Regions from separate parts of the Mus musculus genome. Here regions 2, 3, 4 and 5 are each linked to region 1. A link is a loop called in an ENCODE intact Hi-C map of the cell type or tissue named here. Cell type or tissue: heart. All regions are shown on one strand. Each heading gives the region's core, and the rest is flanking DNA. Links, peaks and the distances in the headings are about the cores only.

Region 1 (6,128 bases), core at 918-4,917:
CACCCAACTCTCAGGAGAACAGACAGGAAAGAGAGCCTACTTAAGAGAGAAGTGCAGAAAAGAAAAAGGGGAGAGAGAGGGGAGGAGAAGAGAGAGGGGGTGGGGGAGAGAGAGGAGTTTTACAGAAACAGGTTAAAGAGAAAACAAGCTAGATACAGCTGAAGACAGAACAAGCCAGAGAATAAGAAGAAGCCAGAAGATTAGAACATACTGCCAGAGTTGGCTTGAGGTCAAGCAGAGCAATTCAGTTGGTTCAATAGAGTTCAGAAAAAAAAAAAAAAGAAAAAGAAAAATCTTGCGCGCGCTCGACTGGCCAGGAAGAACGACGCTGCAACAGGATCCTTCTGCACACGTTTATTGGGAGAGCTTGATTGTAGAGGCGAAAGACCCTGAGCCCAGAACTGGCGCTGCTTACATAGGCCTAGGAGAGGTGTATCTCACATCTGATTGGTTAACTTGTCTTGGCAAAAGAACCTTCACTGCCTATGTATGTGTGGTGGCCAGCAGTAGCCAACTGCCACTCTGCAACTGCCACTCTGCAACTGCCACTCTGCAACGGCTTCCCACAGAAAAAAGAAAGGGTGAGCTCACTCAGCAGTAAGTCTCAGAGGTTGGAAACATTCTAGGCCTAGATAAGACTATACAGAGGCTAGAAGCTTCCAGGACTAGGCCTAAGTTAACACAGTAAGCCTCAGAGACAACAATTACAACAGGAGACTAGAAGATACTATTACAAAATATTTTTTAAGAAATGGGTAGGACTGGTGAGATGGCTCAGTGGTTAAGAGCGCCTACTGCTCTTCTAAAGGTCCTGAGTTCAAATCCCAGCAACCACATGGTGGCTTATAACCATCCTTAACGAAATCTGATGCTCTCTTCTGGAGTGTTTGAAGACAGCTACAGTGTACTTACATATAAAAAAAATAAATAAATAAAAAATATTTTTAAAAATGGGTAAACACATTAAAGCAGACTAGTTACCTGTCCTGTGGTGAGTCCTTGTCCTGTCATAAGTACCAAAAGCTCTCCTTTCACCCTCAGGATATTCCAGGTTGGATGGATTTGTTTGGACATCATTTTTGAGTCTTTGCTCATTTACTTACCACATAGCCTCGGAAGGAAAGGAGAGAGGGAAATAAACGGGAGGAAAGCAGAAGCAAGCACATGGAGCAGGAAACATGGAGGGAGGTCTCCAAGCCTGCCGGCTTCCCAGCCCATCAGCCCTCGCTTCCCCAGCTTGACAGGTCTTTGCACCATCAGCGCACAGGCAGCTGGAGGCCAGATAATCTGGCCATGAGTCTACGGGCACTCACGATCACGTGAGTCTGAACCCGAATGATTAAAGAGATAAAGTTCTGGAAAGTGGAGCATGACAGCACGGGCCTGTAAACACTCCTCAGCAGGCTGGGTCAGGAGCTCGAACCCAAATCCCGGCTGGGTTACAGAGTGCGTTCAAGGCCAGTGGAAGCAGCTTTGTGGAGACTCCATCTCAAAATAAAAAGCAGGCTGGGAGGTGGGAATGGGATGAGAAAGGATAACGGGAGGTGGGAACGATAAAAATGTAGTCATGTATGGAACTGTCCAAGAATAATATAAATTAAAACCAACAAACAAAAAAGTAGAGCGTTTGGTTAGGGGGCTTGAAGCCGTGTGCTCAACTTACATATGAAGGAAGGAAGGAAAGAAGGGAGGTGGGAGGGGGCAGGGGTGGAGAGAGAAGGGTGGTGTGAGCATAGAAGATAGTGCTAGGGAAACTCGGGGCCTGAGACGCCAACATGGCCTCTCCCAGGGAAGTCCCGTATGCTTCCAATTTAGGGACAGCCTTGTGGTGTGGGCCCGAGACTCCAGGGCTGCACAGCTTCTAGTATCCCCATTCTCATCCCGATGCAGTCCTTTAGATAACTGAAGACGGTGGAAGTAAGGATTCCCCACGAATGACTGAGTAAAAGCAGCGTCAGGTCAACCAAGAGTGGGCAGAAAGCAGTCAGCCCAGGCGAAGCCTTTGGAATGGGAGGTTGTAGACTGTCACAGCCTTCCGCTCAGTGATGGCACCGGGAACTGTGGCCTGGATCACCCTGATCCCCAAGAATCTAAGTTAGGTCTGCTGGGTGTGGGGGGAGCAGCAGCGCCTTGGAGAGGACTGATCTGCAAAAGGAAAAGTAGAGGCGTCCGCACCCGAGAAAAGGGGTGTCACGATTATGTGGCTGGTGGGGTGTCACGATTATGTGGCTCTTGGCTTGTCAAAAATGGGAACGTAGTCAGTGTTTTTAAGCATCAGTGTGGACTTAGGGTGAACATGCAGTGTGCGTGCGCTTCGTGGATGTGTAGTTTGTTCTCCGGGGGTGGGGCTGGGGGAGGAGTTCCTGACACTGAGATTTTCCAAAAAAAACGATTCTGACTTTTCTGCAGACTCTATCCCATCGCTTACATGAAACTTACTGGAATCAATTCCCACAGCCAGGTCTCTGGGAAAGACTTGGAGTCCTCTGAGAGCCCTCTGTCTGCGGGCGATGGCGATAGCGATGCCAACCCAGCCTTCGGGGCAATACCGCCATCTGCTGACGAGGCTAAGAAGAAAATACAGGAAAACAAGACTCCCATTATGATCTGGGAGATTGGTAAGAAATTCAGAGCCAACCAGAGAACTCACTCATACAAAGAAAAGGACCGCCACGGAGAGGAGAAGTCAGAAAGGCCACCGGGGAAGTACGGACAAAGAGTTGTGATCAGAGACTGAACAGATACGGGATCCAGGCTTCAAAGGCTCTTCCTGGAGAGATATTCTGGAAATGTCCTGCATCTACGACACAGAACCAATCTGAAGTGGCAGACTCGGTCTGAGAGCAGAGCTGGTTTTCAGGGTCCAGGGTCCCACAGCTTACCTCCCTGAGTGGCAGTGCTGTCGAGTGGAGGGTAGCAACTGCCATCTCCTGGCTTCTTGACTTTGGCATCTAGTAAAGTTTTCAAGTGCATGTCCTGACCATAGAGACCAACAAATGATGCGTCAATGTGCCCAATGAGGTCTAGCTAGCTCAGCCACAAATGTATTAAAAATAAAGATGTTTATGCTTTCTACAAGCGTTAGTCACTGGGTCCTCAGAATTTGACCATTCTTTAAAGTCCTGAACTCACAATCATCTTATCCACCTCTAGCTCTGTCATGACTTCAGGAGGTGTCGAGAGGGGGGTGAAGAGAAGGAGAAGGAAGAGGAGGAGGAGCAGGAGGGGGGAGACCAGGAGGACGATGGGGGTGGTGGAGAAAGAGATTTCAGCATAGATCTAAACACCAAAGATTTTCTAAACGGCAGGTACAGTGTGACAACCGACTTTGATGCTCTCTCCACACTGCGCGCTGAACTTGCTTTGCCTCCAACTCCGGAACACACACGAGATCTTTCTCTTCACCTAACTCCTTCCTCCACCCCCACCCCTTCTTGACAGGGTTTTTCTTTGTAACCCTGGCCGTCCTGAAGCTTCCTTGTTCTGTTGCTCTGTAGAGCAGGGCGGCATCGAACTCAGAGATCCGCTCGCCTCTCTCTGCCTCTCGAATGCTTGGTCCAAAGGCGTGCGCCACCGCTGCTCTGGCCCAACTCATTTTTTTACTCTTCTCTACTCCCCTCTCACCTGATTGCCAGAGCACATCTCCATGAAGAACTGCATTTCGTCAGCTGTGACAGCTCTGCTGGGAAATGGGCTGTGGATGATGAGGGAAGGGGGCGGGGGCGGTCTGGAGGTGAAGGTCAATGAGAGCAGGAGCCTTCCAGGCCGGAAATAGAAGAGAGATGGCGGAAACAAGAGCCACATGTTCACCTACACAAGCCATTCTACACACACCTCTGCTCTGCTCAGTCTGCTGAGGCCTCGGGGTCCACACTGCCTCGAAGTCGCTCCTTATCGTTAGCATTCTCCTCCAGTTGTCTCTGTGCATAGGAACTCTTATCTAGGATTGTAAAGCATCGCTTTCCCTGAGACTACGCATACGCACTCACCTTTCGCTTTAACCCTCAGGTGTTTCTGCCCCTCCATCTGCGAACTTCCTTTCCCTGGTGACTAATGAAGAGACAGAAAACCCCTCAAAGCTCAGAAGTCAGTTTCTTTCCTCTGGGGCCTCCCTAGGGGCTATGTCTGTATCTCACCACGAACAGCAGCTCTACGCACGTTTCCAGAGCCTGTGCATTACCTCACCGAGCAGCTGTGTGCTTATCAGAGGCAGGGGCTGCCCACAGGGCCTGATGACCGCTGTTCTCCAAGTGGAGGCTTGGCTAAGAACCAGAGTAGAGGTTGGGCAGAAACAAAGGACCAGAGAGCATAAAAGCGATCCCCCATGGCAGGTCATTCTCTAGAACTTTCCTAGGATCTCCAAGTTTTATCATTTTACAATTCTCATAGCATAAGTCAGCTAAAATCCATCCTCCCAATTTTTCCTTATGCAGTGGTTCAATGTGATGGAAATGGATCTTAGGCTGTCCAGGGCTGACCAGGCATCTGGTTCTCAGGAGGAGAATGCTACTTCCTACACACGACCTGTGTACTCTCACCGGATCTAGAACCCGGTGGCTTCTATCTCAGCAGGCTGGCAGTCTTGATCCTACCCAGTGCCCACTGCCAGTTCTCAGCTGCCTGCCTGACTCTCAGAGCTCCTCAGGCCCTGTCCCCACCCTCGGTTACCCCTTGGCCTCCCGCTCCCTTCTCAGAACCCTGTCTATATGGTCACTGTGACTTGTTATCTTCTGCACACCTCTCCTCATTCTGCTGGGTCGAGACGTTTGTTTTTAGCTTGCTGGAGACAGAGATAAGACAGAAGCAACTGGAAAGATCCAGAGGAGAGAATGTCATAGACATTGAGAAGATAAGGAAACAGAAAGACTCCTGCTCACCCCTCTGAAGGTTTATTTGAGTCTAGTTCCTTCTGTCACCATGAGTGGCCAATAACTTGTTTGTCTTTACACACTGCTTTCTGTCTACCAATTTGGAGTTGTGCTTCCCTAATGAGGCTGCCAGGGATGCCAGTTTTCAGTTTGCTTTAAGAATATAGTCCAGAAGACGGGTGATAGTGGTTCGTGCCTTTAACTCCCACACTGGGGAGGCAGAGGCAGGTGGAACTCTATGATGTTGATGCTAACTTGGTTTATAGAGCCAATTTCAGGACAGCCAGGGCTACACAGAGAAACCCTGACTCAAACAAACAAGTAAACAAATAAATGTTCCAGGGCTGGAAGGCCCCAGAACTCACAGGAAGGTTGAAGGAGAAAACTAATTCACAGAGTTGTCCTCTGGTCTCTATATACTCACCAGACACACACACACACACACACACACACACACACACACACACACACACACAGAGCGACAGACAGACAGAGAGAGACAGAGAGATTGTATTATGTGTGTAGTGTATACACATGGCAGTGAAGGACTGGGAGTACAGCTCAGTGGCAGAGTGCTTACTGAGATCAGTCCTCAGCACTAGCAACAATCAAATCAAATAAAACACGGAGCGATGGACTACAGAATGAAACTGTTTCTGAGTCCCACAGTCCCCCTCCCTCTCCTCCTCCTCACCGTCCTCCCTTCAGCTCCGGCCAGCAACATTTTCCTGGTTAATTTCTCATTTTGTTTTCCTATACAGCTATCCTGGGTTTCTGTTCAAACTCTGCATTCAGTCCTCACCCCCCATGCCCTGTTTTATTTCAAGATGCTGCAGTACAGTTGCCAGTAGGTATGTGCCAATACTGAACACGTGACAGCATCCAGTCTTCATGGTTCCTGACACACAGTGACTTGTAACTGAGGTATGTGTTAAGGATTAAATGTGTGCTGAGTGGAAAAAAAAACTTAGTAAAAAAAAAAAACCTTTCATTCTTTTGGCTTTTTGAGATTGGATGTGGAGTAACGTCAATCTGACCTTGAATTTGCAATCGATCCTTCTGCCTCTGCCTTCTTAATACTGAAATTACAGGCAAGGACCACAAGCCTAGCTGGGTTTCCTTGTTTGTTGAGATGGGACTTGTGTAGCCCAGGCTATCCTTGAACTTCCTATGTAGCCAAGAATGACCTTTGTCTTATTAAGGGTTTCCATCGCTGTGAAGAGATACCATGACCAAAGCAACTCATACAAAGGGAAGCAT
Region 2 (6,128 bases), core at 1,654-5,653, 840 kb before region 1:
TTCACTGGAGGGTTTATGGGATCGGAATCAGGACTGGGGATTTTCTCTTTCAGCGTCTGAGCTAGTTACCTAGTTACCTAGTTACCTTCATCAGAAGAATATACAAAATCTCACTTACTTTAAACTTTATGGAAAATCAAGGTATGGCTGGATCATAAAACAGTCAAAGCACTTGTGTTCCTTGATAGGGACAGAGAAGAGTTGAGGAAACTTTGTAATCCTTCATATCTTCTAGGATAGAGGGATAAAAGGTTCAAATCGAAGGCTGACATTTCAAAAGATATTAGAATGGGTGTATTATCCCAACAGTAATGCTGCTTACCTGGTTACTACCTGATGCTGCAAGATATTTAATCATACTGTGAACCCTCAGATTGTGTTATTTACAGGGAAAAAAAAGACTGCTGTGGTGTGGTTCAGCCTTAACGCACTTTTAATGCAAGAGCTTTCTCTTTATTGTAAACAGGATTAAATAAAGTCAACCAGAGATCAAGAGGCAGAACAAGCAACCAGAAGACAGGAAATATTAAGAAAAAGACCATAAAGAGTAAGAGGGAGTCAGGAGGATGGATAGAGAGAGACACACAGGAAGTAGAAGGGAAGACATTTGGTTTGGAAGAGGTTTTTTGAGACAGCCCAAGGGAGGGAGTTGCTTCTGGATGTTGCTGAGGAGGAAGGTCAGCTGAGTGCTTTCTCTGCCTTTCTGAGCTAGCAGGCTTTCACCTCAACATCTGGCTCCTGAGTCTTCAATGGTAAAATCTAACAATTGAGATTTCGTTAAAGAAGCAACAACTGACATGCTTTGCTGGATGATAGAAAGAGGGCTGGAGTCATCTGCAACCTGGGAGCCCTCTATGGTATGCTATCCCTGAGTACTTGAAGATACCCATGGAAGCATGCTGAGTGGTGATGTCATCCAGTGCACTGACAAAACCATAGACAGGCTTATGTCTTTCCACAGTGTGTGCACACTGCCAGATTAAATAGCAATAGCTTTATAAAGTACATCAGTTTTATGGCCTCTAATTTGCCAAATAGTCCCAATTTCCCTTGATAGCTGGCCAAGCAAAACACAGGCTATTTTATTCCAACCTTAATTATCAATTAATTCTCAGGTCACACATTATACAAAATGTATGCGAGTGGGGTGTGTGTGTGTGTGTGTGTGTGTGTGTAGGTTATAGGAGAGATAGGAGAGCTATCAAGGGTTAAAGAGGAGTTCAAAAGAAGCTGGACTGGAGGCAAGCAGAAAACTAGTAGAGATTCAAAGGGGAATGAATCTCTGTGGGGATTCTCTGATGGACACTGCAGGAGGTGCTGCTGCTGAGTCAATTTCAGGTTAGAGTTGAGCTAAGCCTCAGATGCAGTCCAATATGCAAATGAGGTACAGAATGTGGAGGCCATCGAGGCAAAGGGCAGGGCCGGATCCAGACAGATGGAGGGGTGGACAGACAGCAGGTCTAGATGGCAGACGTGTGGACAAATGAATGGCCATTTGAGGAACTTCTTCAGCAGTGGAGACAGACAAAACAAAGCCCTGGGCAGCTGGATGTTGTCTGCATAAGGGTGCTTATGTCACAGGCTAGAGTCATCTGAGAGGAAGGAACCCCAACTGAGGAGATGCCTCCATAAGATGGGGCTGTAGGCAAGCCTGTAGGGCATTTTCTTAGTGATTGCTGGGGGACAGCCTAACACACTGTGAGTAGGGCCACTCCTGAGCAGGTAGTCCTATCAGAAGGTAAGGTGAGCAAGCCATGGAGAGCAAGCTAGTAAGCAGAATGCGTACACACACACACACACACACACACACACACACACACACACACACACACACACAGAGAGAGAGAGAGAGAGAGAGAGAGAGAGAGACAGACAGACAGACAGACAGACAGACACACAGACATACAGACACACAGACACACACTACCACCACCACCACCACCACCACCACCACCACCACCACCACCACCACCATCACCACCATAGTCTTTGCATAAGCTCCCACCTCCAAGTTCCTTCCCTGGCGTCCCTCAATGATGAACAATGACATGGAAGTATAAGCCACATAAACTCTTTCCTTTCCAACTTGCTTTTGGTCATGGTGTTAAATTATGAGCCCATGTCTCATAGGTAGTGATGGCCAAATGGTGATTCTGTATCCAACAAGGTAGAGAGTCTTCATCCTGGCTGTGTTTGCATTCAAAATGGAATCATGTGTTGCTTGTAAAACTAAGTCTCCCCGTGGCAAGACATACCCTGGAGACTTGCTGGTTTATACAATATGGAGTAACTTAGACAAAGCACACCCTGACCTCACCAATGACTGACAACTGAGTTCCATGTTCCCACTCCCCTGCCTCAGAAACCCCCTCCTGAGTGTGGAAGACAAACTTCCAGAGCTCCTCCTGTCACTTGGCCAGCTCCAGATCCTCAGGCGCTGGGATGGAAGCCATCTGGCCTTAGGATGAAAGGCCTTATTGACAAATGTTTCTGCTGAGATAAAAGGCAAGAGGCCTCCTGTGTCCTCCAACACTCAAACTGTCTTCCTAGGATTGGTTTGCAACAGCACGGTGCACTGGACAATGTTGGGAAGTAGCAGGTGGAGCTCGCTGACTTGAATCCTAGCAGTTGGGGAAGTATAGCTCCCCGGCTTTGAGCAGCCACAGTGACCCCCAAGCAGCTGTGTTTTGTATTTTATCATCTTTTAAAATTGTTATTAGCTTTATTTATTACTAGCATAAATACATTGTACAAAATGAATGTTAAAACATTCTCATCCATGTATGTCATATACTCTGATCATGTCTATCCCTCATTAGCCTCTCCTAAGCTCCTTTCCACTGGTCCCTTCTTCCCAAATAAACGTCTCCCCCCACTACTCACTCCCGATTACAAGAGTTATTATTTTAAGTCTAGATTTCCTAAATGATTTTTAATGTGATATTTGTATTTCTGGTCCTGGATGATTTCATTGAACACGGTGATCTCCAGTTACATCTATTTTTCCTGAAGATGACATTGTTTTCTTCTCCGTGGCTAATTGGTACCCTGTTGTGTACACAGACATCGTTTTCTTCATCCATCATCTGTTGACGGGTGTCTGAGCTGAGTCCATAACTTGACTAGTATGAAAAATACTGCATTAAACACGCATGCGCAGATGACTCCGTGAGAGGCTGGCATTGATTCCTCTTGGTGCATGCCTCCAAGTCAATCATAAGGTACTTCTATCTTTAACCTTTTGAGGTGATTCCATACTGATTTCCATATTGGCTGCACTATTTTCCAATCCTACAACAAACTCTCCACATCCTTGCCCAACCTCCATTGCTTTCTTTGCGGTAGCCATGTTTCCAGCGTAAGATGGACTCTCATTGTAGCTTTAGTTTGCGTGTCCCTCCTGGCTTAAGGATGGCTAACATTGTTTCAGATATTTAATGGCTGTTATATTTTCTTTGAGAACTTTTTTTTTTGTCTGCTTATTGGATTTAAAAAAAAAGTTCTTTGTGTATTTAGTCCCTCATCAGATGAATAGTTAGCAAATATTTCCTCCAATTTTGTAAGCTGTCTCCCCTTTCTTGTTGTTTCCTTTATGGTGCCAAAGCTTTTCGATTTCACCGTGTCCATCTTTCATTTCTGGCCTATGAGAGTCTTATTTGACACATTTTTTTCCTTACTTGTATCTTGAAGTGTTTTTCTTTGTATTGCTTCTAGTAGCTTTAAAGTTTCAGAATTTGCATTAAGGTCTTTGATCCATTTTGAGTTGATTTTTGTACTTGGGAATGGTACAGATGGGTCAATACCATATGAGAATATTCTCTCTGAATCATCTCCCTTAGTTCCCATGGTCAGTTTTCCCAGAATTGTGCTTCAAGTCATACCACGTTTCGGCCAGAAGGGGGAGCTATGTGGTCTCTAGTCACAAGTTTATGGTTAAGGGGCATACTACAGTCTAGATCAGCAAATGGCTCAATCTGTTTAAAGAATTCTTAGATAGTTTTAACCCCTTTGTTAACAGGTCCTTTCATCCTGGTTTGGATAAACGATAGACACACAGATAAGATAAATTGCTGAAGGACTCCCAGGGTTAGAGACTCTGATTAACAAGATAAAGGCGTCTCAGTGGGAATAAATATGGGGAGAAGATTCTCTAGAGCCAGCTGCCAGTAATTAACCCCAAGGGTCCCAGCGGGAAGTTGCCAGTGTGGTATTTCAGCCAGGGCTATATGGAAACATTCTCTTGGTCTCTGATACACAGATTTTAGAGCGAAAATCATCCAAAGGGGACTCTCCCTGTCGGAGAAAAGGGAAAACAATACAATTATCAGCCTGTGGATTTCACAAAACTCCTCTTGGTGGTGGTGGTGGTGGTGGTGGTGGTGGTGGTGGTGAGCTCACCATTCTGGGATTAAGGGAGAATCCCTGGACGGCTCAGCAGCCACCCCCCTATTACAATGTGGCTTAGTTTATGTGGGCCTCAATGACTTGGTCACCCTCAAAGGAGATCTCAGACAATTCTCCACTCCCAAATATGTAGCCTAGAGGTCCTGAGTCTGGTTCATTCTCTCTGCTGATTAAAGCTTAAAGGGCAGGAAACGTTTCAGTCACAACAAGCAAACAAGTTGTATTCAATGTAAAGGAGTGCGCACACACATATACTGTACCCAAAGAGACAGGCATCCTCATGTGGGAAGGGAATCAAGAAACTGGAGCCTGTTAACCTAAGGGCTTGGGTTTGTTATAGGTTTTGGTGGCCTGCAGTGGGCTCCTCTCCCATTTGGGGTTGGTCGACTTGTATGAAGGAGAATGGGTTGATTGACTCATGGTGGGCCAGCCTAGCCTATGCTTGGTCCAGTCAGCAGCAAGAAGGTGGGAAAAGAAGCCTTGTGAGTCTTTGTCTTGGGTGAAGAAGCCAGGAGTATGGCAAGTTGCTTATCGTCTGTCTGTCTTTCTCTGCCTGTCTCCCGGGTGCTATCTGACTTCTGTGCTCCCTACTTTGACCCCACCTAGCATATCACCTGTGTCACTATGACTTTTACTCTATTTCCCGAAGACGGTGAGTAGCCTGGAGGGCATCTCAGGCACACACTGAGTCTCTTCATACTCAGGGCATCTCAGGCACACAGTGAGTCTCTTCATGCTCAGGGTAGGAGCATAACTCAGCTGGTGTTGTGGCAACCCCACCAACTGACCCTTTTCAGGTAATCTTTTATCACCCCAATTCAGGTAATCTCCCAGGGCTTTATGATCCTTGCCTCCTGGCAGGAATGGAAAAGGAGCCTCTTAAGTCGCTAAATTATGATAAAACCAAAGAGACACCCAGGGTGCTGAGGAAAATCTGGCCTTATTTTTCTCCAGCTTATTAGAAATAATGCAGACTAAATATGCAAATCTCACTATGGACGGTGATGAAAGGAAGATTATATCTTTATCCTTTTCAATCAGCACCAAATATTAGAAAAAAGTCTCGAGGATTAGAGGACAGACCCCCACACACTGCTCAGACATAAAAGTAACCTTCAAGGTCTTTAATAACAGAAGGATCTTAAAACTCAAAATTTAAATGAGGTCAGGTTAAACCGCAAATGCTAGCAGCACCTTTATTCCAGGGCTGACTGCAGGGTAACTCAGCAAAGAAAGGGGTGACTTCAGGGTAACTCGGACAAAGGGGTGACATTCTCTCCACTCACTTGGGCCACTGGGAAAGAGCTTGCCTGCTCCATGGCTGCTGCACTGCCCTGTTCCCTTTACTGGGAAAAAGCTCACCGGAAATCACACTGCAATCAGAGAGACTCCCATTCCTGCCTGTGTCCCTACAAGGTCCTAATCATGGAACAGGAGCTTGGTAAGGATTGGCTATTATTGACTGATAGGGCAAGGGATCATTGGTCCATCACTATAACTGTTAATGAACCACAGGTCAGGGGTCATTGGTCCATCACTATCACCCTTAATGAACAACGAGCAATGGTAACTTGTAAGACTATTGTAAGAAAAGTATCAGCTCAGAACCCCCAGCACCAAGTTCTCAGCACAAAGGAACAGAGCAGGGAATAAGAGACAAACACAGGAGACAGAGGACAAGGGAGAAAGAGAAGGGATCGAAGGAAAGGAGAGAGGAGACAGAG
Region 3 (6,128 bases), core at 1,023-5,022, 84 kb before region 1:
CAGGCTGGCCTCAAACTCAGAAATCCACCTGCCTCTGCCTCCCGAGTGCTGGGATTAAAGGCGTACGCCACCATGCCCGGCCGGGAAACCGTGTCTTGAAAAGTAAAAACAAAACAAGCAACAACACAGAAATCAGGTTCAGCCAGATCCCAGCAGCTGCAGGGGCTCAGGTCTTCAGTGGCTCTTTCTGTCTCCCTTTCATTTCCGGAACCATGGCCTCTGCTCTGACTGTCTTCAAGGTGTTCAATGACATGAAAGTTCGCAAATCTTCAACACCAGAAGTGAAGAAACGCAAGAAGGCGGTGCTCTTTTGCCTGAGTGAGGACAAGAAGAACATCATCCTGGAGGAAGGCAAGGAGATCCTGGCAGGAGATGTGGGGCAGACTGTGGACAACCCCTAACCACTGTGGTCAAGACGCTGCCAGACACGAACTGCTGCTATGCACTCTATGATTCAAGCTATGAGACCAGAGGGAAAGGAGGGCAGCACAGAAGGAGGAGGGACAAATAACACCAAGGCTTTCTGATAAACCCTCATGTAATCTTATTATTTAATATTTACCTAAAATTATACACAATGCACACACACATTCACAAATAATATATATATATATATATATATATATATACATATATCACACTATGTATATGAAAGTTATGCCACTTGAGCTGAACACGCTTCCCACAAGAACCACAGACTAACAAAACCCCCAGTGGAAAGCATGCGATGTCTCTAAAATGGTTGGTCAGGGCAGTCCAAGTGACCCTTAAAGCAACATAGACAATGGCTACTGCCTTCGGTTGCCTCTCAGAGGTCAAAGGTAAGCTCCTCTTGCTGAAGACACAGCACATCTAGGATACAGGGCTCAGACTGTATGAGCTCGATCTAACCCGAAAGCCGCATTCCTGCAGTATAGCTTCCAAGGTACCAGAAAATACTCTACAAGGTGCCAGAGAAGGGGCAATTCATAGTCCTACCCAGCTGTGGTACCTATAAATCGCAATGGCCAGCATAGCAAGACATCCATAAAGGTACAGTAGATGTCCCTCATATGTTGGTGGTAACCAGCGGCTGTCTGGTTGGACTTAAGGCCCACTCAGCAGGAGGAAAATTATACCTGGTACTAGAAATCTAACTTCCCAGGGCTGGTAGGATCTTAGAAGAAAATGTACTACCAATTTGCAAGGTCAGCATAATTCCTAACTGCATTCGAAATCATATCCTTAGGCCCACAGATAAGTGTAATTTCACCATATATCAAATAAGCATTTGTTTACAGCAAATGGAGACCATTGTAGCTGGTCTTTGCGACTTTGTGGGTTCTTCTTTCCTCCACCCTTCTCTCCCTCTCTTCCACTCCTTCAACATCCTAATATAGATAGGAGGGAAAAAAAGGATAGAGGGGAGAGAGGAAAGGAATGAGATCTCTGAAATCTAATTTCCCTTCTTGTTTCTTCTTTGAGCACAACTACTAACAAACCGTAACCACCACCACCACCCCCAATGATCAACAACCACCCCTGCCTCTCTGCACATACCCTCTGAAAAGTTCTCAGAATTCCAAATACCACCACAGAAACTATCAAACATATTTGCCTTGTGCTCTAGCAGGGACTAGCAAAAACCACGTCCCCTGTCAGAGCACAAGGCAAATATCATAGCCAGCTGTTGTGGACAATCTGAAGCAGCCCCAAATCCCACACCTGGGATCAAAATGGAAATATGTTCTTAAAATTGTTTTCTGTGTTAAAGAAGCCAAAATTCCAAAATTCTCACTACAGACCATCACAGAAAACCATGACAGGACACGGTGCAGAGATCAGCAGGTGGTGAGGGGCCTAGCCACAGTGGCTACCTCTACATCACAGCTCCTGCATCTATGACTCAGGACACATAAAAAAAGAGGGGGGCTGGAAAAACCGTAAGAGCTGCAATACCAGGATGTCTGGTGTGAAACAGTCTCATAGAAATGGTGGCAAAAACAAGATCTAAACAATGGCGATATCAATATGCTAACAGAGAAGTGAGGCTATGCCATACAAAGTGATCATCCTTGAAATCATGTACATACAAACATAAACAGATTCAGCAGGTTGTAGTGTATCTATGCAAATATTTGTAACTATAACAATTAAAGAAGATGAGACCATCAGTCTGAGTGGGGGACATGGGGAGAGCTGGGTGAAGGGGCCTTCGAAAGAAATGGAAGAAGGAAAAAGTCAGAAGAAGGGGAAGTAATTATACTTTAATTAAAATGTATTAAAACTTTTAAGTTAACTTTTTTAAAAAGTATAGGACACTACGGTGTTAGCAGTTTAAGCACAGTTCTACCTCTGACATGAATCCCTATCTAAGCAGAGTGAGGGAGGTGCATGCAAAAGCACGTGAGAGTAAAAGGGGCATGAGCAGCTAAAGCCAAAAGAAACTTCAGAGGAAGAAATGAGTAACCTGGAGAGCGAATCCAGGAAGCCGCAATTGTTTCAAACCAAGCTCTAAGAACAACTAGGGCTTGAGAAGTGGATAATAAATCCAAGGAGTCTTCAAATGACCTTACCAAAGGCACAAAGACACGGGTCCCCCCAAACTGAAGTACAGGCTAGAGGGCCGGCACACATAGGGCAGGCGCCTTTGATATATGCCTTTGACAGTATGCTTATCTAGCAAGATGCCACAATAGGAAAATTCATTGCCCAGGTAACAGTAACAATAGTTATGTCCCGAAAGAATTAGAAAATTCTGAACAAAGAAAATCAAGACAGGCAGGACCTATAACATTCCACTGTCTGGGTAGCAGAGTCAACTGCAAACCAGAAGCGAGCCCAGCCGACTGATGGCTAAACAGCGCCTCACAGAGGCCACCAAGGTAGCAGAAGAGTCCTAGAAACTACAACTCCCAGAGAGCTTCGGGCGAGGGAACTACAACTCCCAGCAAGCCCAAGGAGCGACACTCTTTGTAGTTCCACAGATCGCCCTCACGTACTGTCTTCAGACCTATTGGGACACCTGGCGCATGACCCCGCGTGGATGAGGAGCGCCCGCCCAGAGTCCCTGGAGGCGGAGCTCGAACCTCATTGGTAGAAAGGCGACCCGAAAAGAAGAAACTGATCTTGACAATCTCCGAGTGATTGGAGTTGATGGGACCGGGGAACAGCGAACTAGGCTGCTGACCAATCAGCGTCCAAAAGAGAGACCAGGGAACCAAGGTTCTGCGGTCACACGCCGCGGAGTCTAGTGGGAGGAGCAGTTGCTCAGCAGGCTCTCGCTGCTTCCTGTTTCCGGCTTCTGGAGCGGGGCGCATTGAGGCGCCTAGGGAAGCGCTGGCTTCAGAGAGGAATCGAGGGACTGGGGTCTGCGCCCCCGCACCCCTGATCTCCGGACGCGTCTTCCAACCTCAGAGACACATTCTTGGGGGCTTCTGAGCCGCGGTTGCTCTGTTTTCCCGTGACACGTGAGTGTTGGGGGCGTGGAGGAAGCGGGCTGGGGTCCTCGCACACCTCTGTACTGAAGGAGGTGCGGACCAGGACTCTCGCTTGGCCGTGGTTCTGGCTGGAGATCCTGCTAGGGAGCCCTAGGGAGGACTTGAGGCAAAAGGCATGAGAACGGAGAACGCCAGACTTCTAGGAGTGAGGAAGAGGAGTTCCAAGATCAGAGAGGGATTTGAGATGTTTTGAAGGTTGGAAAAGGAAAGTGCTCATGTGTGAAGTGTTAACTGGATTCTTGTAGAGAGAATTTTGACCTGTATCGTGGGAGTAAAGTGGCGTCATGGCGTCATTTGGGGGTAAGGTATGACTTTGAGTAGATAGAAGGCGAGAATTTCCAGACTCCTGGAAGAAGTTCGAGGAAGGTCTGTTAGCATGGTGTGGAAAAGAGTGACAAGAGTGTCTTGTGTTTCTGTGGAGACTTTGAAGCACAGAACTACCTCCTTGGGGCACTTTAAACATTGGGCCTTTCTGCCAGTTGAGACTGATCTTAAACGTGTTGGCTGCAATGAACCAGGAGGAAGAAAATAAAGCCCTCCATTAGAAAATGGAAAACGGCCATGAGTGGAAAAATGCGTGCAGGGCTGAATGAGGTCAGCAGTTTCCCAACCCCTAACTTAGTCACTCGGCGTCCTATAGAGAATGTTTCAGCATTGCCACTAGATCTGTCTCTATAGAATAAGAAAGGGGAATTCTCAAGAGCCTAAGATCCTGTTTTACAGCGTCTGAGAGTTATAAGTGCTTGCACTCTGGGGATCTCTTTGGACCATGCTAAATAGGAACTGCCCAGCTTTCAGTTTTATCCTGCTCTCTATTTGGGCCTGTATTTATCAGAAGTTTGACCACAAATGCCTTCATGGCATTAAGTCATCCAGGTTGATTTAATATTTGTGTAGCCTAGGACAAGTAACTCAGTGAGCAACTCTAAGCGTCAGACCCCTCATCTTTTCTAGGCTGTGTAACTAACACAATGCAGGCATAGCATTTCAAACATACACCACACTGAATCAAGGAGAAGCAGCTCAAAATTAGACTCAAATCTTAAGCTGGGAGAAGTGTAAAGTTATTCTTCTACTAACTTTTTGAACGTTTAAGCAAATGACAAACAGTTCCACTCATCCAGTGCCTACCGTGGCTTGTTTTAATTTTTTCATCCTGTCCCAATTTTGTGAAATTCTTTGCCCTAATTTGGGAAGAGAAAGCAGCAACAGTTAACAAATGAGGAAATAACTTGGAGGCCAGAGTGCACAGCATTCATTCTGTGAGAGCATCCCTCCAGGATATGTCCTGGGGAGCAAGCGCCTCAGAGCCCAGAATGTTACTTTTTTTAAATTAAATCCTGAGAGAACTTGCAGAAAATGGCACCGAGTAGGTTAACAGAGGAGCTCTAGGTGAGGTGACCGGTTGAGCAATAGCTGAGCTCAGGGGAGGGGAGAGCTTAAACCTGGGCTCCTTGTTACAGTTAACTTCCAACTTCCTGGTCTGTTTTAAAAAGGAGAAAGGCAGCTCTGGGTTGGCTCCCTTCTGGATAGATGACTCTGGAGCCATCCATCTTACTCCATTAGCTGTGTCAGTGGCATTTGTTCTGTTTGTCCTGTAATTTTTACTTGTGAAACAGAGACCGTTAAGTTTAATACATGGTTTGGAGAGGATTGACTAGTTAATGTCTGGTAGCATTTCAGAGAGTGCCTGGCTGAAGGCTGTCCCTCTGCTGCACATGTTCTGTAATGTCCTATCTGAGATGAGTTAGGAGTGCCTTTGACCTCTTGGCTACGTGTGATTACTGGGTGGAAATAAATGCCTTGTAAATGTTTGTATTGGTGAGTTGATGTGGGGGGCGGGGGAGTATGGGTAAGTGTGTTACCCTCCCTGCATATGGGAAATGGAAACTCAGATGTACCTTTCAGGGAGAAAGGGAAATGAATTTAGAGCACAGGGTTAGAGCTTTCACTCTCTTGTGGAGAATGTCTGGAAGAGTTAACTGTCAAAAAAAGAGTAAAACCATTATAAAATAAACAATGTCAATGGCCTGAAGGGTTACTAATAGATACTAGTAGAAGCCTTGTGCAAGCATCAGTCACTATGGCCTAACTATGAAGGTAGCCAGCTTTTCAACATTGAAATAGAACATTGTCATCCACGAATATGTTGGGCTGCATTCACAGGTATCAGGGGATATATGTGTCCAATGGGCCATAGTTTGGATGGGCCTGTTAGAATAATACAAACAGAAAGTGAACTCAGAACTTTAGAGTGTAAAAAGACAGCCATCTTACTGAAAGTTTAGCTGGCCTTAAGATTTGTGACTTGAAGGGGCGAGGTAGATTTAGGAAGACTTCTGGTCACTCCTTTTGACCCAGTGAGTTTTCTTCTGTGATTGGGTGATTTTTTTTTTTTTTTCCCCAGAGAAATGGCACATAAGTAATTGAGGTGAGTTAAGGTACTATGGCTGCTTCACCCACATTCCACATGCTTCCAGTGAATGTGAAGAAAGATTGTTGGATGTTCCCTACTGATATGTTAGGGCCCAGCAAAGTCAAGCTTCTCTCTCTTCCTTACATTTTTCATAATAACTTCAAGCTAGGATCTGTGTAAACCATGATGGGATGTTCCAGGGAAGGCCACTGACTTAGGCTTTATTTATAAAC
Region 4 (6,128 bases), core at 25-4,024, 830 kb before region 1:
GGCCTCTCAACACTCCCCTACTTTCTGTTCACCTTTGGGTCTGAGGTACCTCCTCCCTGACTGTTGCTTACCACCATCTCTCACACTGATTAAAGATCGGAGGTGGGTGACACATGACCTTCAAGATCACAACTGAAGACAAGCTGCGTTACTACTGTGATGAATCAAGAAGTGGGGTTGTTGGGCTTTTAGGGTGTCTGGGGGCATTGGCCTAGAGCATCCACAGAACTGGCAGACTGATCTGTGGAGAGAGTAGGACCTCATGAGTTGTTTGGGGGAAGGCATTAAGTGGTGGAATAACACGTCACACCTTTCATTATTGGGCTTTGGGTGTGAAATGTCATCCATAGGCTCATGTGTTTGATCCCCAGTGGGTGGTTCTGTTTGGGAAGACATGGAACCCTGAGTAAGGGAGACCTGGTGGAGTAAGTGCACCACTGTGGATGTGCTCTGAAGTTTTACATCCTCACTCACTTCCTATTTGCTCTCTGCTTCCTGACTGCAGATACAATGTGACCAGGGGCCTCTCACTCCTGCTACAATGTCTTCAGTACCTGGATGGACTGTACCCTGGAACTGTGAGCCTAAATAAACTCTTATTTTTTCCTTAAGTTGGTTGTGTCAGGTGATTTGCTACAGTAACAAGGAACTATTACATGTATATTAAAGAAAACAAAGGCCTGAACTCAGAGGATTTCCAGCCACCTGAAGGGAAAGGATAAAATTTATGAAGACAGACCCAAGTTTTCTGTGGTTAATAGCACTGGATTTGGGACATTCCCCAATGGGAAAAGGCATTCACGATGGCAGGGGCAACCATGGGGCCCATCACTGTTGCTATTGATACAGGCAGTGTATCCCTTCAATTCAACAAGTCAGGCATTTATTATGATCCAGCCTAGAGCAGCAAGGATCTAGGTCATGATGTTCTGTGGTTGGCTACAGCTGAGTGAGCAAATTCAAAGGATGGTAGCCACTTGCTTGTCAACAGCAGCTGGGGTCCTGAATGGGGTTCAAAGGGCCACATCAAAATATCCAAAGACAAAGAATGAAAGTGCTGCAGCCGCCAGCTGGCTCATTGCATGGGCTGATGAATCATGGTGATAAAGGAATCAAGGGCAGCATGTATGGAGGGATTCCATCTTAAAACTGACCAGACCCCTATTGTGTAAGAGAAAGCACTGAGTCACTGAGAATTCCAGTTATGATTTGGATTCTATGCCCTTTTTACAAGGGCAAAATATTATAACTTCTTTAACTCCCAGTACAAGCAGATTAATTATACTAAAAAGTCATTGCTTAATCCTCAGACTTGAATTGTGTAAAAGCTTGGGTACAGCTTTGTCTTTTAAAAATCAAGTTTAGTTCAATATAAAATAACAGCATAGTGGAAAAGGTCATGTCACACATTTCCGTGTATATAATGACATCAAAGCAACAAAGCTATACTACAGGGAAGATTAGTGATTGTCAGCAGGGATGAGCAAGGTCAATAGTGCTTCCAAGGGTACAGCAGAATTTCACTGAGAGACAGGAACATTTTACAACCTGTTGGTGGCGCTGCTGCACAATTCTACACATGAGCTCTACTTCATCAACCACATATTCACAGATGAGTTTGTGTAAAATCTAGGAGCTGAACGTCTGTGGCTTAACAGTGCTGTGTTCTTAGCAGCATCAGGAAATGGGAACAGGAATTAAGCTGCCAAGTGAAGCTGGAATTCTTCACGCCACTAAGGACGAGGATTTCAAGTTGAGTTAGAATTCATTAAAGAAAAAAAAGAGAACCAATTTTAATACAGATGTAAACTTGAGCGTTAAGGGGGAGAGAAAGATGCTTAGAAAGAGAGTGGTATACACTCAAAATATAGGCATATAGGCATTGGCTCTTCAAGAGAGAACTGCTTACATGTCTTAACACTAGACAGGTGTGTGTGTGGTATATATGTGTCTGTGGTGTGTGTGTGTGTGTGTGTGTGTGTGTGTGTGTGTGTGCATGTATATATGTGCAAATTTTTGATGGTCCCTGAAGTGATATTGTTTAAAGAGCTTCTAAGAAATACTTTTCTTTCAGTAAATGATAGCACAGGGTGGCTCCTGGGGAGCACTGCACAGGATTATGGGTGGGTGAGGTAAAGCCATTTATCACAAAAGTCAAAGGACTCCTCACTAGACTAAGTCACAAAGAAACTGAGGCAGAAATTTGACTATAAACAAAGCTCTTAATATTATCTTTGAGACTCTTTACAGGTTTGTATTAGAAAAAGAGTAAGGTTCACTCCAAGGCTATAGATGCTTTGGGTTTCCACATGATTCTGTTATTTTAGCATTCATATTTGTAACATCTTTTTAAAAACAGGAATACTGTCTTTATGGAGAAAATATTCCATGGTTTTTGTTAGTTGTGTTGAAATTCTCCACCCTTAGCCTGTGGAGACTTTAACTAGATTTCTGGGTGAAAGGTTCCCATCTTTTCTGATAAAAATATTGTCACAGTGGTTGTAGAAGTTTGCACTTCCACCAGCAAAAGAGGAGTGCTCCCCTTGTTCTGTATTCTCTAGCCTGATCATCATCAGAGGGGCTTCATCCAGCAACTGATCGGAGCAGATGCAGAGACTCACAGCCAAATATTAGGCAGAACTTGGGAAACCTTGTGGAAGGGAAGGAGGAAGTATGGGGGCCCAGAGGGTCTGCGGCAAGAGGGGTCTGGGCACCATGAGAACACAGCCCACAGAATCAGCTAAGCAGGGCTCACAGGGGCTCACAGAGACTGATGCAGCCATCATGGGGCCAGTATGGGTCTGAGCTAGGTCCTCCACATACATGTTATGGTTGTGTAGCTTAGTGTTCTTGTGGGACTCCTAACGGTAGGAGTGGGGGTATCTCTGACTCCTTTTCCTGTTCTTGGGCTTCTTTATCTTTTACAGGGTTGCCTCATCCAGCCTTGATATAAGGGTTTGCGCCCAGTTGTATTGTTTCTTGTTATGCCATGTTCAGTTGATATCACTGGGAGGCCCACTCTTTTCTGAAGGGAAATGGAGGAGGACTGAATCTCGGTGAGAGGGGAGGTTTGTGTGTGTGTAGGGTGGGGGTACTGGAAGGAATGGAGGGAGGGAAAACTTCAGTTGGGATGTAAAGTATAAGAGAAGAATAAATTAATTTATAAAAGAAAGAAATATAAAAAGTAAATGAATAAATAGATAAAATTTTACCACTGAGTGAAACTTGATAAATTATCCAAAATTCCCATATATTATTTTTGGGACTCTTGTGAGTATATAAATTGTTTTCTTTTGAACTAAACTTATTGTGTTGTATAGGCTGGACCTGATTTCAAGATCTTCCTGCCTCTGTCTCATGAGTAGCTGGGATTATGGTGTCTATGCCACTAATTTCTGCAGTACAATAATTTAAAAATAAAGTTTAAGGAGAAATCTTACAGTGAAAATACTGTAATCATCCCAGTATCTTTCTGGAATTTACAATTGATTGAATAAACTATGTTGTATCTACATATTATATACAACCTTAATGAGATGACAAATATATCAGCTGTCCTCATCTGATCACTGTGTACATGTATTGAAATGCCACAGTATGCTCCATAATACACACAACTTTTATATTAATGTGTATTTAAACAAAAAAAAATTGGTGGTTTGAATATGCTTGGCCCAGGAAGTGGCACTATTAGGAGGTATGGCTTGCTGGAATAGGTGTGGCCTTGTTGCAGGAAGTGTGTCACTGTGGGTGTGGGCTTTAAGATCCTTTCCTAGCTACCTGGACGTCAGTCTTCTCCTGTTTGCCTTCAGAGCAAGATGTAGAACTCTGAGCTTCTCCTGCACCATGTCTGCCTGGATACTGCCATGCTTCCCCCTTGATGATAATAGACTGAACCTCTTGTAAGGCAGCCCCAATTAAATGTTGTCCTTATAAGAGTTGCCTTGGTCATGGTATCTGTTCACAGAAGTAAAACCCTAAGACATTAATGAAGATACATGCAAAAGTAATGTGAATAAGTAAAAAAGTATGGTTTAGAGAACTAGATAAGATGTTCTAGCTAGAACATGAGAAAGAAAAGTAAAGCAAGAATGAACTACAGACCTGGGGTCCTGGACAACAATGAGAAGTAAACAGATTTGAAATTAACTACTTTCTTTCTGTTGTTGATAGAAATTAGGTACAAGGCAGCCCCAATCCACAAGCCAAATGAAAACAACAACAACAAAGTAGTCAATATGACCTAGCAGAACTCTGGGAACACTGAGTTCTACAGTGAATTTGTGATGGCTAACTTTATGTTTAAAAATTTTAAATCTCTGTGCTTAAGAGAAGTCTAAAGAAAACTTAGATCACCAAATGTTAAAAGCTGTTATGGGTTAATTTTTTACTGCTTTTTCTGCTTTTGTAAAATACATGTTTTGTGTCAGAGGACCTTCTGCTACCATCTGGACTAATGGTTCTCAACCTGTGGGTCTCCATCTCTTTAGGGAGTTGAACAACTCTTTCACAGGGGCTGTATATCAGATATCATACAAGTCAGATATTTATATTATGAGTCACAACACTAGCAAATTCACAGTTATGAAGTAGCAACAAAATATAATAAAGGGTCACAGCATTAGGAAGGTTTAGAACCACTTCTTTAGATAGACTGTAACCTTGTGTTCTTTGCCTTTATAAACCCCTGACAGAGGTGGCTGGATGTTGTATTCTGGAATCTCAAGTCCCTGGAGTAGACTTGGTGCCAGTATCTGAAATAAAAGCCTCTTCTTTGTTAAAACATATGAATAGTCAGATTGGTGGGTCTCTGAATAACCCTAGACCCATAACTTTGGGGGTTCATCTGGGATCTGGGCCTTCAGCCAGATCCACCTTCTCTTTCTGGCTGGCCTTGGGACCCTGGAGGCTCCCAGAGTACTGGAAGTCAAGGAATCAGACAGGCCCAGAATTAGAAGGGAGCCATGCACAGGTTCTCTATGCTTACAATCTATGCTTAAATTGTAAGAAAAGTAACATTGGAAACCCTCTGGAGGGATAGGTAATGATCCTGCCTGTTGTAAGCGTTTGTGAGACTCATGGAAGAACAGGATACAGTGCTGAATCCCCAGTCAGAGAGACTGCCTGGGTTATGCTGGCCCTCATTTGGTTTTGGTTTGTCTGGGCCATAAAATTGTAGAATTTTTCTGTCTGTTTTGTATTGCTTGGGTTATTTGTATTTGTGGTGCTGCACCGTTTTTCTTTTTAAATCTTAAATTCTAATCTTTAAACCTTCTTTGTTCTTAACTTACTTTGTTCCCTTTCGCTGGTCACTGGATCCAAATGTTTTTATGTATGGGTGATATTAAATTGTTGTTTTATCCTGTGCTGTTTCAACAAAAATCTGGCTCTGGAGTTGAGTTATAGTTCCCCATCCTCTAGACCCATGCATGTTTGTTTAAAGGTTTCCTTCAAAATCTCCATCCTATATCAGGCAGACCACCTCAGTATGTGACTGAGAAAAGAGAGCAAAACAAAATGAAAGAGACAGACTATTACCAATGGGGACTATTGCTATTCATCTCATACTTTTTGATTTTTATTTAGCTCTAAAACTCTTGCTAGAGTGTGAATCTTATCCAATGATTTGAAAGACTATTACATAATAGTCTCATCACTTTCTGTACCTCAAGATTTGTAGGTTTATTAGTATGGCTAAAGCTCTGTAAAATCTGTAACAAAATATTAACTTAAAACTTATGGCATGGGGGTTGATGGTTGAAAATCTATAATCTTAATTTACTACAGGATATGGCATATGCAACTTGGATTCAACTCTTGTTTAAAAGAAAAGGGTGATTTTAGATAACAGTGGGTCTCCAAAATATTTTGGATCATAATGTTTTTGTTTGTTTCTTTGTTTTTTTGTGGTGATTCTTGTCCTGAGTACAAGAGTTACAGACGAGGGGGAAACATTTTGGTACATAACACTAAAAAGGCTATGATGTAACAATTTTTATTCCCTAATGAGGAAGCAAATGAGGTTTTGTTTACTGTATCCAGTAACTCTTTGCTCATTTTATTTTATTTTTTTTTATTTTTTTTATTTTTTTCAATCCAGGCCGGGGGTGGGGGGCTACATGCGAAAC
Region 5 (5,834 bases), core at 1-4,000, 52 kb before region 1:
AAGACCCTGTTACTTGCAATAGAGCCTTATATAAAACACGTTCATCAATTCGATGACCCCCTCATTTCCCCCAGATAATGAAACAGAGAGGGCCAATTTTAAAGTCTTTTCACCAGGGAAACTGCCATCAAAAACCTCGCAGGCACACAAATCTATCTTAAAATCCTCATTTTTCAATGAATGTTGTGAGTTCCAGATTCAGTATAGAAAGTGAAGAGAGCACACCGTTTAGGTGGCAAACTCAATCAAAAATTAAAACTAAGAGTCAAAGGCCACCCTAAACGTTCCCACCTTTTGGGTGTGGGTGTGTTTAAGGACTCAACTGGGGAAGACGCACACCGATGGGAAGGAACTAGAAATTAATATTGAGGTAGACATACTACTGGGCCTATTGGGTCAGGTGTTGGAAGAAGTCAATACCCTTGAGTATAAAACTCTGTTGCAGTAAGAATGGAGTGAGAAGCAAGGGTTGAGGGGCGCCTCGGAAAGACTCCCAGGGGTTCTTGTTCTTCACAGAAGCGTGATTAAAAAAAAAAAAATGCATTTCCAAAGAGAAATCAAACACACCAGGAGAAAGGGGTGGATACAGTGCTGTGCCCGAAGCGAGCGGACTTGGTAAGCAGGGAAATGTATATTCTAATAGTAGGGAGCCAAGCAGGGGAGGCACAGAAGTCGAGGAACTGGGAGATCGGGGAGCCCGGCGGAGCGCGAGAAGCAGGGAGATAACCAGACAGCATGCTCGGATGGAAGGACCAAAGTCGGGGAAGGGAGAAATGAATGAGAAGCGGTCAGAGGCAACGAGGTGACGGACAGACAGCACCGAGCACAGCGAGCGCAAAGCACGAAGACCGGGACGCGCAGCACCCAAGCACCGCAAAGCGCAGCAGAGCGGGAGGCAGGAGCGCGGCTGGGGGAGGTACCTGGGCGTTGCACACGCCGAGGTGGCTGAGGAAACATCCCCGCGCCGCCGAGACCCCGGGATGCGGCCCCTCCCCGGCCCGCGGCCGCCCGGTTACCTTCGCGCCCGGCTCCGCACCCGAGTCCTCGCGGGGGGCGTCCACCTCAGGGGCGGGGGAGGGGGGGGGGGTCGCTCGGCCTCGGCGGCGGCGCGCCGCCTCCTCCCCTTCCTGGAGGGGCGGGGGCCCAGGCGCGGTGGGAGGTGCCCGGCGCGGCCGCCGCTCCCCGCCCCTCCCGCCGTCCGGGTGCTGGCCGCGCCGCGGCTCCGCCAGGCCGGGGGCTCGCGCGGGCCTGTCACTTCCTGCCCCGCCGCGAGGGTGGGGGGCCGAGGCCGGGGGGCCGCGGGCCGGCGGGGAGGGGGCTGCGGGGAGGTGCTTCCGGGGCAGCCGACCCCTCCTCCGGCCCGCCCCCTCCCCGCGCCCGCCCTCGCGCGCGTCCCTCGCTTCCTGTCGGCGCCCGTTGCCATGGCGACGCTGCTCCCCGGCCTCCGCGCTCTAGGCCCGAGTGGGGTTTTTTTTGTTTGTTTTTCTTTTTCTTTTCTCCCCCTGGCTCTGGCTCTCTTTCTCCTCCTTTCTTCCCCCCTTCTCTCTCTTCGAATTCCGCTCGCCGTCTGAAAGCAGACGTCTAAGAAAGCGCTGGCCTCTAGAGGGGGACTCACCTCGGAGAAGAGAGGGAGATGGGGAGAGGGGAGGGAAGTGACGTGAAAGGGGGGGAAAAAAAGAAGGTATTTTCTGCAGCTTCTGGGAATAGGGGCTCGAAAGAAAGGATCAAAGGGACCAGCAGGCACAGAGGGAGGAAGCGGAGCAAAGACCCTTGAGAAACGACGGCCTGTGAAAGGAAATAGAGCAAAGGGAAGGGAAGAGGAGAAAAGAAAAACTTTGAGATAGAGGGAACGGCGAGAGAATGCTGAGTGTTTAATCCCTCGCCCCAACTCCAAGAAGGCGGGAAACAACGCCGCACAGAAACTGAACCCGTTAGAAGCAGCAGTTCATTAAAAAGCAGGAACCTGAAGCAACTTGCTTTGAATAATACTTAAGTCTGTGACGTCAGGGTTGATTGTGTGCTTCGGAATCTCTTTAAGTCACACGCACACGTGAAAGAATCACAACGCCCAAAACAATGGAAAAGGCGGGGTGTAAAGAGATGAACAATGGTGCTGCCTTTGGGAAGGCTGAGCATATGGTGGGGGAGGCCCGTTTTATTTGCAACACAAATTTAACAGGATTTAATTATTCTCAGTCTCTCAGAGCTCTTAGAACACCTACTGTGTGCTGGCCACTCTTGGAAGCTTTTTTTTTTTTTAAACCAGAGCATTGTTAGCAAAGACAGCTGCTCTCCTTAACCTTTTACCTGCCGTAGGGTGTTACCTTGTGATAATAGCTGGGATTTGTATCTTTTGCTAACCTCAGCCATAATTAGTTGTTTTCTTGAGCCCACTCTAGATTGAAAACCCAGGTGTAATTAATTTGTATTTAAGGGGGGGGGGGGGGGGAGAGGCATTCTCATTATAAATTGATGCATTTGTGTTTGTTTCAACTCCCTCTCTTAATTGGTATAGCCAGATCTCCGTAAAGTAAGATCTTTAGGAGGCTTCTAGGAACCTGTTAAACGGGTATGCAAATCCCAAAGGGCAGCCAAAGGACTGGAGAGGCAGGAACATGGGTGTGGAGAGGTGAAAGGGTTTGCTGCCGAGCCAAGGATGATAGGTGTTGGCTGGGGATGAATGGGAACATTCTGGCAAGGAGATCTGGTGGTTAAAAAACAGGTGGAGCAGGACCCACTTCATTCAAACCTAGAACTTTGGCAGGTCAAGGTTAAAGCTTCCTTGCGGAGACTTACAAATGGCGTTTTGAGCCTCAACAGTATTCAATATCAAAGAACAACCTAAAGATGACTTTCAGATTTATATACCCTGCCAGGATAAGAAACAGGGCTTCTATAGGAAAACTCAACATCAATGAATCTGGATATGATCTGTAATATATAAACCCAGAAGAAAGCATCCAGATGCCAGTGCTTATGTCCTTATTTCCCCAACCTATAGGGTGTGTATAGATTATCAAGGCCCTTTCCCATTGTGCTCCACCCCTTAACAATGAAGAACTGCTAATAGAGCTACATTCCACCTCAAGTTTTTTGGTTTCTTTCTTTCTTTCAATCCAGTACCATTGGTTTCGTCATCTACTGGATGACAAAAGGGGATTGAAAAGTGGCCGAATAATTTCAGCTTCTATCTGACATTAGCCTAGGAATAACCCATTGCAGCACAAGCTATGTTGATCATGGGCCAAGAGTTCAATTTTCTTTTCTTTTTTTTTTAGAGTTCAATTTTCATGTAAAGATCTCCAAAGCTTACTGGGTCATAGGTCTAACTAATTTCCACCAAAATAAATTTAACTTAGTTATATATGTGTGTGTGTATATATATACATATATATATATATATATGTATATATATATATATATGTATATATATATATAATCAACAGCAAATTAAATTTACAGGAAAGCCTCCATCCACAAGAAAATCATTTCCATACCGAGTAACCTAGTTCACCTCCACCTAAACAAAGAGAAACAATTTTGTTCCCAGATGGATCTTAAGCTGTCCCCCCCTTCCCCCTCCCTCCCTCTCTTCCACCTTCCTCCCTGCTTCCCCCTCTTTGTTAAACTTTCTCATTTTCATTTAATGACTCTTCTGGAATTAGTCTTTTCTCTTTCAAAACAAATGGTTCAATTGAGTGCATGCAAGGTAACTTTGCTCTGCGTGACACTGAAGGTCATTAGCCTAAGCAGGTGTAAAGGAAATGCATTCGACCTGTTTTGCACAGAGCTGAGCCCTCCTGCTACGTCTAGAAGCGCTGGGATTTGGAAGGGGACTTGGCTGCAACTAAAACAAACAGAAGGTAAGGGAATGGAATCCCGGCCATGCACTGAGCACAGAGCAGGGTTCTTCAAGCTGACCTGTGAAGAGATAGCTCTTACTTTACAAGGGAAGCCTTCGACTGTAAATGAAGTGAAAAATGAGGAGCACATTTTTATGCAAATATGGGAAGAATGTCTTCGGGAAACAAGGCAGTGACCTCCTATATTCTAAACTACACCACCCCACCCACCTTCCACATCCCACCCCATCTTGTGGCAGTTCTTAAGGTCTAGCTGGAAGAGAGGACGATGAGCATTAAGAGCATTTTGAGACTCCAATTTTTTTTAGGGGGAGGGTTCGAGACAGGGTTTCTCTGTGTAGCCCTGGCTGTCCTGGAACTCACTTTGTAGACCAGGCTGGCCTCGAACTCAGAAATCCACCTGCCTCTGCCTCCCGAGTCCTGGGATTAAAGGCGTGCGCCACCACGCCTGTCGAGACTCCAATTTTTAAAGCCAAGTGCTGTCCAAGTCCCTTGGTTTTCAGCAGAGAAAAGGGCATTTCAGGGCTAGAGCTAACCCACTAAACATTTGTCGTTCTCCAGTTTATCTAAACCATTCTTTATGGTTTATTTAGCTTACACCACTATTTAATCATAATTTAGTGAAGTTTATGCATCAATGAGTTTAATTAATGAGCCTATCATTTATATGACAAGAGCATTCTTTGGGCACTACATTTACTTTTATAATGCTTCAAGTGTGCTCTTCTGGTCAGTATTTCAGAAGTTAGAATACAGATTCATGATAAGATTCAACTCTGATTTATACTCTCTGGGGTTATGTTCCCTAGGCCGAGAAAGCTCAGCCTCTGGGAAGCCTACTAAGGGGAAAATCAATTCAAAATATACCCGGAGCCTCTGCTGCAGCTTCAGAGACCTCCTGGAATTCAGTCCTCCAGACAATTGTTTTGGGTCAATTATAATGTTTACAGATGAAGAACATAAAGCTTGGGAAAGTTAAATCATTCAGGATTTGGTTCGTGGGAACTTAAGTAAGTTTTGGAGTAAGAATTTTAAATTAGGTTTGTGTGACACCGCAGTTCAGAACCACCTCCAGCCACAGCATAAATGAGAGATTGACATTTCCACTCAGGTATTCAGCTCTGAATGTCTGTAGAGAAGTTTGGCATTTGCCCTGTAAAAGTGACTGCAATGGACAGTCCACTCTGACTTAGTTAATATCTCCAGTTCTCCATCCAAAACACGCTGTGTAGGTAAGAACTGGGGAATACCTTAGCAAACAAGAAAGAGAAGTAACGTACACCCAAATTCCCTAAATTTTGTTTCTGGTGTTGTCGACTTTTAAGCTGGAATAAGAATAATAGAGCCTAATTTTTTTCCACTCATGAAGCCTGCGAGTATGCTCCGTTGCACGGCAAAGAGGAAGTAATGCTGTTTATCAGCTGCCCTTTAAACAACGGGCGATTCCGGAGTGTTAGCACAGCAGCTCCAGTGTGATGTGGATATATGTGAGAGTGGAGATAGGAAGCAGAAGGTGCTGAGCGGTTAGCATGACCTGAGAGGTACTCAGCCCGTTCTTGCTTACTTTAAAACACCAGGCAGCAATGAGTCAAGCAATGTGGGAAGCCTCTAGAACAGCCCTTCTCAACCTATAGGTCTCCACTCCACAGGGGTCATCAGATATTTATATTATAATTTATAACAGTAAAATTACAGTGATGAAGTAACAACGAAAAATTTTATGGTTGGGGAGGGGGGCTCACCACAGTATGAGGAACTGTATTAGAGGGTCCTAGCATTAGGAAGATTGAGAACTACTCTTCCAGAAGCTAGGAAAAAAAGTTAACTAAATAAATCTTCCCCCGAGCTCTGACAAAAGAGAACACAGCCTTCCTAACACGTTGACTTTCACCCAGCGAAATGCACATCAAATGTCTAACCTACCGAACTGGAAAGTAATACACGTGTCAATTTAAACCAGGAAATTTGTAA

The links. Hi-C counts contacts between places; a loop is a spot of excess contacts. Peaks named below come from ENCODE experiments on the same cell type or tissue, not always from the same donor. Only the 100,000 strongest peaks of a DNase experiment are listed, where the experiment ranks them.
Region 2: a loop joins it to region 1, with 5 times the contacts of the local background. A loop is called at or near these places in 13 of 42 quality-filtered maps.
Region 3: it touches region 1 in a loop (4-fold over the local background); 11 of 42 quality-filtered maps call a loop at or near these places.
Region 4: a loop joins it to region 1, with 8 times the contacts of the local background. A loop is called at or near these places in 13 of 42 quality-filtered maps.
Region 5: it touches region 1 in a loop (2.4-fold over the local background); 11 of 42 quality-filtered maps call a loop at or near these places.

What each region holds. Positions count from the first base shown.
Region 1 is chr6:122,389,615-122,395,742 of GRCm38, forward strand. It overlaps 1700063H04Rik (RIKEN cDNA 1700063H04 gene), which reads left to right and starts at 1,765. Exons shown (of 2, transcript NR_152109.1): 1 at 1,765-1,917; 2 at 2,410-3,073. RefSeq lists an enhancer at 2,991-6,128. In heart, for the core only: a CTCF peak has its summit at 2,554 (motif pointing left); no DNase peak of the experiment used is centred there; H3K4me3 peaks cover 2,988 bases; H3K27ac peaks cover 3,937 bases.
Region 2 is chr6:121,552,772-121,558,899 of GRCm38, forward strand. No RefSeq gene overlaps it. Among named protein-coding and RNA genes, the nearest start is that of A2m, 80 kb to the right of the region's middle. In heart, for the core only: a CTCF peak has its summit at 3,890 (motif pointing right); no DNase peak of the experiment used is centred there.
Region 3 is chr6:122,305,718-122,311,845 of GRCm38, forward strand. It overlaps M6pr (mannose-6-phosphate receptor, cation dependent), which reads left to right and starts at 3,003. Exons shown (of 7, transcript NM_010749.7): 1 at 3,003-3,449. In heart, for the core only: a CTCF peak has its summit at 2,855; a DNase peak (open chromatin) is centred at 3,024; H3K4me3 peaks cover 2,481 bases; H3K27ac peaks cover 2,203 bases.
Region 4 is chr6:121,559,541-121,565,668 of GRCm38, forward strand. No RefSeq gene overlaps it. Among named protein-coding and RNA genes, the nearest start is that of A2m, 74 kb to the right of the region's middle. In heart, for the core only: a CTCF peak has its summit at 1,573; no DNase peak of the experiment used is centred there.
Region 5 is chr6:122,338,582-122,344,415 of GRCm38, forward strand. It overlaps Phc1 (polyhomeotic 1), which reads right to left and starts at 1,076. Exons shown (of 16, transcript NM_001355215.1): 1 at 1,017-1,076. In heart, for the core only: a CTCF peak has its summit at 1,568; DNase peaks (open chromatin) are centred at 1,380 and 2,000; H3K4me3 peaks cover 2,435 bases; H3K27ac peaks cover 2,226 bases.